Linked DNA regions of Homo sapiens: region 2 is linked to region 1. Evidence: read pairs that join two places in POLR2A ChIA-PET (ENCODE). Cell type or tissue: GM12878. All regions are shown on one strand.

The links. ChIA-PET counts read pairs that join two places held together with the same protein. Peaks named below come from ENCODE experiments on the same cell type or tissue, not always from the same donor. Only the 100,000 strongest peaks of a DNase experiment are listed, where the experiment ranks them.
Region 2: POLR2A ChIA-PET joins it to region 1 with 5 read pairs; 2 of 35 experiments call an interaction of 5 or more read pairs at or near these places.

Annotation. Positions count from the first base shown.
Region 1 is chr5:139,395,412-139,399,411 of GRCh38, reverse strand. It overlaps SPATA24 (spermatogenesis associated 24), which reads left to right. Exons shown (of 6, transcript NM_194296.2): 5 at 2,269-2,371; 6 at 2,483-2,645. The coding sequence ends at 2,612. Among named protein-coding and RNA genes, the nearest start is that of PROB1, 2.3 kb to the right of the region's middle. RefSeq lists an enhancer at 1-20. In GM12878, a CTCF peak has its summit at 3,306 (motif pointing right); no DNase peak of the experiment used is centred here; H3K4me3 peaks cover 605 bases; H3K27ac peaks cover 2,183 bases.
Region 2 is chr5:139,701,384-139,705,383 of GRCh38, reverse strand. No RefSeq gene overlaps it. Among named protein-coding and RNA genes, the nearest start is that of PSD2-AS1, 43 kb to the left of the region's middle. RefSeq lists an enhancer at 3,350-4,000. In GM12878, no CTCF peak of the experiment used is centred here; no DNase peak of the experiment used is centred here; H3K27me3 peaks cover 148 bases.

The sequences.
Region 1 (4,000 bases):
TCTTCTCTTTTGAAATCTTAAATGCTTAGACATTTCTGTATTTTCAGAGTTTGTGTTCTAGTTAATTCTTGTCCAACCTTTTTTTTTTTTTTTTTGAGATGGAGTCTTGCTCTGCCGCCCAGGCTGGAGTGCGGTGTCGAGATCTCGGCTCACTGCAAGCTCCGCCTCTCAGGTTCACGTCATCTTCCTGCCTCAGCCTCCCAGGTAGCTGGGACTATAGGTGCCCGCCACCACACCTGGCTAATTTTTTGTATTTTTAGTAGAGACAAGGTTTCACCGTGTTAGCCAGGATGGTCTCCATCTCCTGACTTTGTGATCCACCCACCTTGGCCTCCCAAAGTGCTGGGATTACAGGCGTGAGCCACCACGCCTGGCCTTTTTTTTTTTTGAAGCGGAATCTCGCTCTGTCACCCAGGCTGAAGTGCAATGGCACGATCTCGGCTCACTGCAACCTCCGTCTCCTGGGTTCAAGCAATTCTTCTGCCACAGCCTCCAAAGTAGCTGGGATTACAGGCATGTGCCACCACACCCAGCTAATTTTTGTATTTTTAGTAGAGACGGGGTTTTACCATGTTGGCCAGGCTGGTCTCAAACTCCTGACCTCAGGTGATCCACCCGCCTTGGCCTCCCAAAGTGCTGGGATTACAGGCATGAGCCACTGTGCCTGGCCCCTTGTCCAACCTTTGAAGACAGTAGGATTTTCTTTCTGTAGGAATCAGAATTTTCCAAGGTGCCATGTGGGGCAGTTATGTAAATGAAGCACCCCCAGATCCCTACAGCCTCCTTGGATTTTGATCCAACACAGAAAAATTATCATTTATTTATTTATTTATTATTTAGAGACAGGGTCTTGCTCTGTCACCCAGGCTGGAGTGCAGGGGCACAGTCATAGCTCATTGCAGCCCCCAACTCCTGAGCTCAAGTGATCCTCTTGCCTCAGCAAGTAGCCAGGACTATAGGCATGTTCCAACACCATGCCCAGCTAGTTTTTTGTTTTTTTTTTTTTTAGTTTTGTAGAGGCGAGGTCTCACTATGTTGCCCAGACTGGTCTCTTACTCCTGGGCTCAAGCCATCCTCCTGCCTCAGAAAGTCATCTTTGCCTCAAATGTACGATTAATTTGGGGGTAGGCTTTGCCACCACTATCTCACTGGGTCCTCCCCAGACCACTGTGGGATAGGGCTGTCTCTTTCCCCATCTTTGAAATGAGGAAACAGGTCTGAAAATCGAGGCAACTCCCATCTTCTCCCACCACCCCTGAAGCCCTAGCACAAGGCTGGGCATCCAGCCAGCCCTCGGGAAGTTTGTTTGGACTGGGATGACTGAACTAGGTCTTTTTTCTGAGTCCTAAACCCCCAGGGACATCCCGTTCATTCGGTCTGCAAATATACTTTTTGTATACCTACTATGTGCCAGGTGCTGTTTTAGGCCTTAGGGATAAAGCCGTGAATAAAACAAAGATCCTTGTCCTTGTGGACCTTACATCCCAGCAGCGGAGAAGACAGATGAGTAAAGTATATGGTATGTTAGGTAAAAGTGTTAAGAAAAATAAAGCAGGATGTTGGGCATGGTGGCTCACGCCTGTAATCCCAGCATTTTGGGAGGCTGAGGTGGGTGGATCACCTGAGGTCAGAAGTTCGAGACCAGCCTGGCCAACATGGTGAAACCCCATCTCTACTAAAAATACAAAAATTAGCTGGGCGTGGTGGCAGGCGCCTGTAATCCCAGCTACTCGGGAGGCTGAGGCAGGAGAATTGCTTGAACTCAGGAGGTGGAGGTTGCAGTGAGCCAAGATCATGCCACTGCACTCCAGCCTGGCGACAGAGCAAGACTCAGTCTCAAATACAAAAAAAAAAAAAAGAGAAAGCAGGAAGAGGGAACAGGAAGTACTGGGAAATGTAATTTTTTGATGAGGGAGAGTTTCTCCAAGGAGGCAACATCTGTAAAGACCTGCAGGAGTTGAGGGCAGGCGCCATTCATCTTCCAGCCTTTGGTCAGGCCTGCCCACTTCTCTCCAAGGACCTTCTCCTGCCCTCATGTGGGTCCTCTGGTCCAGAATAGACTTGTGAAGTCATTGACAACAATCCTCAAACACTGCACTCCCCCAAGACTGCATAATAAACTCATTCATACTAAGGTATTAGCAGTTCTTCATGGAGAACTCTTGGGTGGGGAGCCAAGCTCTGAAAAGCCCCGTGAGGGAATGCCTTATCTCAGGAAGGAGCCCTGGGATGGGAACCACCCCTCCTCCCTGCCTCTCTCCCCCACAGAGATTGAGTCTCACATTATAAAGCAAGAAGATATACTTAATGGCAAAGAGAATGAGATTAAAGAGTTGCAGCAAGTTATCAGCCAGCAGAAACAGATCTTCAGGTGAGGGGTCTGGGCCCGGCTGGGGGTTGTTGATGACACTGGGGAGCCAGACCTCTGGCCCCTACCTACCCTTGGCTGTCCACAGCCCACCACCAGCCGGCTCCGTTGCAGGAATCACATGTCTGACTTCCGGATCCAGAAGCAGCAGGAGAGCTACATGGCCCAGGTGCTGGACCAGAAGCATAAGAAAGCCTCAGGGACACGTCAGGCCCGCAGCCACCAGCATCCCAGGGAAAAATAAAATGGCCGCCGCTTTCCTGTTCTCTGGCTGTAATCCCCAGCCTCTGCCTTCTCTGCTCTGGGAGTCCCCAGCCTCTAGCCCCTGCTACTTCCCTCCCTCTTGGATAGTGGTAGGGGTCCACAAGGTGGGGGCTTGTAGCCTAGGGGAGGAGCTGGGTCTTTGTTGTCTGGTAGGCACCACCGCTTCCTTTGGGTATTTAATCCCTTCCTATATAAACAGCCCTGGTTACCCAGTAATATTCCACCCCACTCCCAGTGTCCTGGTAAATTTAACTTCCCAACTTGACTACAGGGCCGGAAGCCCTGACCAGAAACTTCAAAGACAGTGGGTTCCAGAACCACAAGGAATTTGGGAAGTCAGTTTCCATCACATGACAATAATGTTATACCTGCAAATTGCATTTGCACCTGCTGACACCTCCCCCAAACGGGAGCTTCACAATGGGAGGAAGAGAAAAGACAATGCTGTGTGTGGTTTTAAGGTGGAGAAACAATCTGGGAAGGGACCTCAATTTGCACAAGTTGCACAGGCAGGGCTGGATGGGATGGAGCAGCAACATTTTTTCAGAAGCCATCACCGAGTGCCCCCTAGGTGATCATGGGGACACACCCAGGCAGAGGACCCACTTCAGGGGTCAGATTAGCCCAGTGTAGCCTGTCCTGGGTCGGTTTGAGGCCAAGTGCACAGGAGGGGGCAGTGCTCTTGCTCCAGGGCCAGCTGGGGCCTGAGTCATAGCAGGACCTTGAAGCCAGAAGTTTAAGGGCAAGTGGTGCCCACAGTTGTAAGACAATGACAGGTGGTGGTTGCCTCCCCACCAGCGCCTGTCCCCAGGGCAGGTCCTAAGGCTGTGGGGGCTGAAGTTAGGGCCTTGTGAATACCTGGGGGAGCACAGGGCTGTTCTGGCCGCAGGGGCCTTTGGAGCTGGGACCACAAGCTACTTCGAAGCTTCCTGTAGGACCCCACATCGGTATCCAGGGCCTGTTCTAGGTGCTGAGGCAGACTGAAAGCTAGAGCTGTCCACTCCAGCTCCTTCCAATAGGTCCCACCGAGGGCAGTGGGTCCAGCCAGTGGTAGTACCTTCCTGAGGCCCTGAGGAGTCAGGGAAGCCTCTAGCGGTGCTCCTCACTCTACTGAAGGGGATCAGGAAGAGTGTAACTGGGGTCAAGAAAGGTGGTGTGTGCACCCTTAAGAGCTCTAGCTGAGGCCAGCAATGGCAATGGGGGTCCCCTGCAGTGATGCTAAGGCACCCGGGGCTGAGGGGAAGATGAAATTGCTGGCCCTACCTGAGTCTCCTGGCCTGAAGGTCTGGTTCACCCGCTCACAGCCTGAACTGCACACAGCAGTGCCTGACTTCAGGCGGATCCCTGCTGGGCTTCAGTTTCCTCACC
Region 2 (4,000 bases), 310 kb before region 1:
ATGAGTGCCTTGGGGTCTAATTGGCCATGAGATGTCTGCAGTTGAGGACTGTGGTTAGCAGCAGCATCTTGCAGCCCACACATCCCCTGTCGCTATGTCAGATGGAGATTTCAGGCTTGGAGGCACCCAGTGGGTACCTGAGTAAGAACCAGAGACCCAGGAACTCAGAATGCTGGGTTCACCTGGGGTCCATAGATAAGGGGAGGCAACAGGATACTTACTGAGTGGCTTTGGGCCAGCCATGTGATGGGTGCTGAGGGTGGCACAGGGTGCTGACAGCCTGGCAGGGATCCTCAGACCTGAAGACAACCACTGCACAAACACTAACCTGAGAGCCCTTCCTGGAGGAGGCAGCACAGGTGTTGGGCTTCAATGGATGGGTTAGAGGGCCAGCATGGTGGCTCACACTTGCAATCCCAGTGCTTTGGGAGAGCGAGGTGGGACGATCACCTGAGGCCAGGAGTTCAAGACCAGCCTGGGCAACACAGTGAGACCCAAGGCCTGAGACCTTGTTTCTACAAATAATTTTTAAAAAACACACACAGGCCAGGCACAGTGGCTCGCACCTGTAATCCCAGCACTTTGGGAGGTCGAGACAGGAGGATCACTGGAGCCCAGGAGTTCAAGACCAGCCTGGACAACAAGGCAAAAGCCCATCTCTACAAAAAATATAAAAATTGGCTGGGCGCGATGGCTCATGCCTGTGATCCCAGAACTTTGGGAGGCTGAGGTGGGAGGATCACGAGGTCAGGAGATAGAGACCATCCTGGCTAACACGGTGAAACCTCATCTCTACTAAAAATACAAAAAATTAGCCGAGTGTGGTGGCAGGCGCCTATAGCCCCAGCCACTCGGGAGGCTGAGGCTGGAGAATGGTGTGAACCCAGGAGGCAGAGCTTGCAGTGAGCTGAGATCGCGCCACTGCACTCCAGCCTGAATGACAGAGCGAGACTCCGTCTCAAAAAAAAAAAAAAAAAAATTAGGTGGGTGTGGTGGCATGCATCTGTGGTCCCAGCTACTTGGGAGGCCGAGGTGCGAGGATGGATTGAGCCTGGAAGGTCGAGGTTGCAGTAAACCCTGATTATGCCACTGTACTCCAGCCTGGGTGACAGAGTGAGACCCTGTCTCACAAATAAATAAATAAATAAATACACACAAAGGATGGGTGGAAAAAGTGACAAGACATGACTGAAAGCACAGTGGGCAGGGACTTCTCCAGGGTGTCAAGGACCACGGCAGTAGAAGAGAAGAGAAAAGGCAGCAAGGCTGGGTTGTGAGAGGCTCTGAATGCCAGGGCCAGGAGGCAGGAGTTTGACAGGCAGGAGGGGGAATGAAAGGTAGATGCAGACTGGAGAGGGAGATGGAGATTCCCCCTGCTTGCCCCTACACTTGCATCCTTACCTCTGCCCTGGCAGGCAAAATGCCAGGCCTGCATGGAGGTCCCCAGCGCACCATCAGCTCCATCTACCATCTACACACAGCACACTGGGTCTTGTCCCCAGGCCCTGGAGCAGTTCCTCTGCTGCCCTCAGTTGAGTTCCCAGAGGAAGCTTCTACCATGGAGTGGACTCTCCTGGGCCCTGGGTCTTCTCCTTGTGTGCGTCCTCCTCACCAGCCTGAGCTCAGCTGAGTGGCCATGCTGGCAGAGACCCTCACAATCATTCCCACAGCCCTTACAGCTCTGGGGTCACACAGTCTCAGGCTTCAGTCCAGTTACGATAACTTAAAGTCACATAATCTCCTCAAACCTCAGTTTCCTCACCTCAAAATGGACATAATACCAAGTTTATTTTTTTCCTTTTTTTGAGACGGAGTCTCGCTCTGTCGCCCAGGCTGGAGTGCAGTGGCGCGATCTCGGCTCACTGCAACTTCTGATTCCCTGGTTCAAGCGATTCTCCTGCCTAAGCCTCCCGAGTAGCTGGGATTACAGGCACGCGCCACCAAGCCCAACTAATTTTTGTATTTTTAGTAGAGACGGAGTTTCACCATGTTGGCCAGGATGGTCTCGATCTCCTGACCTCGTGATCCACCTGCCTTGGCCTCCCAAAGTGCTGTGATTACAGGTGTGAGCCACTGCACCCAGCCTTTTTTTTTTTTTTTTTTTTTTGAGATGGAGTTTTGCTCTTGTTGCCCAGGCTGGAGTATGCAGTGGTGCGACCTCAGCTCCCTGCAACCTCCGCCTCCCAGTTTCAAGCAATTCTGCCTCAGCCTCCCAAGTAGCTGGGATTACAGGCGCCTGCCACCATACCCAACTAGTTTTTGTAGTTTTAGTAGAGACAGGGTTTCACAATGTTGGCCAGGCTGGTCTCGAACTCCTGACCTTGTGATCTACCTGCCTTGGCCTCTCAAAGTGCTGGGATTACAAGCGTGAGCCACTGTGCCTGGCCTGTGCCTGGCATTCTTTCAGGCACTGGGGCTTCAGCAGTAAATTGCACAGACAAGGTCCCTGTTCTCATTGGTTTCCATTCTAGAGGGGGAAAATGAATGTAAAAATGAAGTCGTTTCACATTATGGCAAATGCTGTGAAATTATAAATAGGATAAGGTAACAGGGGGACATAACAGAGTAACTGGAGGTGGAAGAGTGATTTTAATTGTTTTGTTTTGTTTTGTTTTGTTTTTTTGAGATGGAGTCTTGCTCTGTTGTCCAGGCTGGAGTGTAATGTCAGGATCCTGGCTCACTACAACCTCTGCCTCCCAGGTTCAAGCAATTCTCCTGCCTCTGCCTCCGGCATAGCTGGGATTACAGGCACCCGCCACAAGGACTGGCTAATTTTTGTATTTTATTAGAGACAGGGTTTTCCCATGTTGGCTAGGCTGGTCTCAAACTCCTGACCTCAAGTGATCCACCTGCCTTGGCCTCCAAAAATGCTGGGATTAAAGGTGTGAGCCACCGCACCCGGCCAAGAGAGTGATTTTGGATAAGGTGGTCAGGGACTTTGTCTCTGAGGTGTCATTTGAGCTGAGACCTGAAGAATGCAGAGCCAACCATGCTAAGAGGTAGGCAAAGGGTGTTCCACAGAGCAGAAACAGCAAGTGCAAAGATCCTGAGGCAGGAAGAGCTTGCTCTGTGGGGAGGCTGGAGTGGCTGGAGCAGAAGGAGCAGGGAGGAAAGAGGCATGGCTACTGGGGGTCCTCAAGGACCTTGGGAGAAGTCTGGCTTGAATTCCAAGGGCTGTAGAAAACCATCAGAGGTGCTGGGTGCGGTGGCTCATGCCTGTAATCCCAGCACTTTGGGAGGCTGAGGCGGGTGGATCACCTGAGGTGGGGAGTTTGAGACCAGCCTGACCAACATGGAGAAACCCTGTCTCTACTAAAAATACAAAAGTAGCTGGGCGTGGTGACGCATGCCTGTAATCCCAGCTACTCAGGAGGCTGAGGCAGGAGAATCGCTCGAACCCGGAAGGCAGAGGTTGCAGGAAGCCGGGATCAAGCCATTGCACTCCAGCCTGGGCAACAAGAGCGAAACTCCGTCTCAAAAAAAAAACAAAAAACAAACAAACAAACAAAAAAACAAAAAAAAAAAAATCAGAGGTTTTCATCAGGTGTGCTTGATTTACACGGTAATTGCTCATTAAAGGCTTGCTGTTATCACTATGAATGATAATATGAAGCCCAGAGAGGAACAGCAATGCCCAAGGTCACAAAGTTCCCATCCCACAGTCCCTTCCTCCTTTCTCCCTCCCCTAAGTAGCCATGTGGATCAGCCCCAAGCTGGTGGGTAGGAGGTGAGGGTGGCTTCCCCTCTCATTCCCTCTCCTTCCCTCCGGCCATTTCCCGTGCTCCTGGTGCCCGCGCCCCAATTAGCCGGCAAGGCTGACGGCCTCAGCTTCGAATGACAGACACCTCCTGTCACCCCCTGACGGGCAAGGAGATTAACTCAGAGCAGCGCCAGCTCGAAGGGACGACAGGAAGGGGCGGAAGGGGGAGGGGACGACCAGACCTCCCCCGACCAAGGTCCCCTAGCGCCTTGGAAGGAAGTGTGTGAGGGTGGAGGGGGT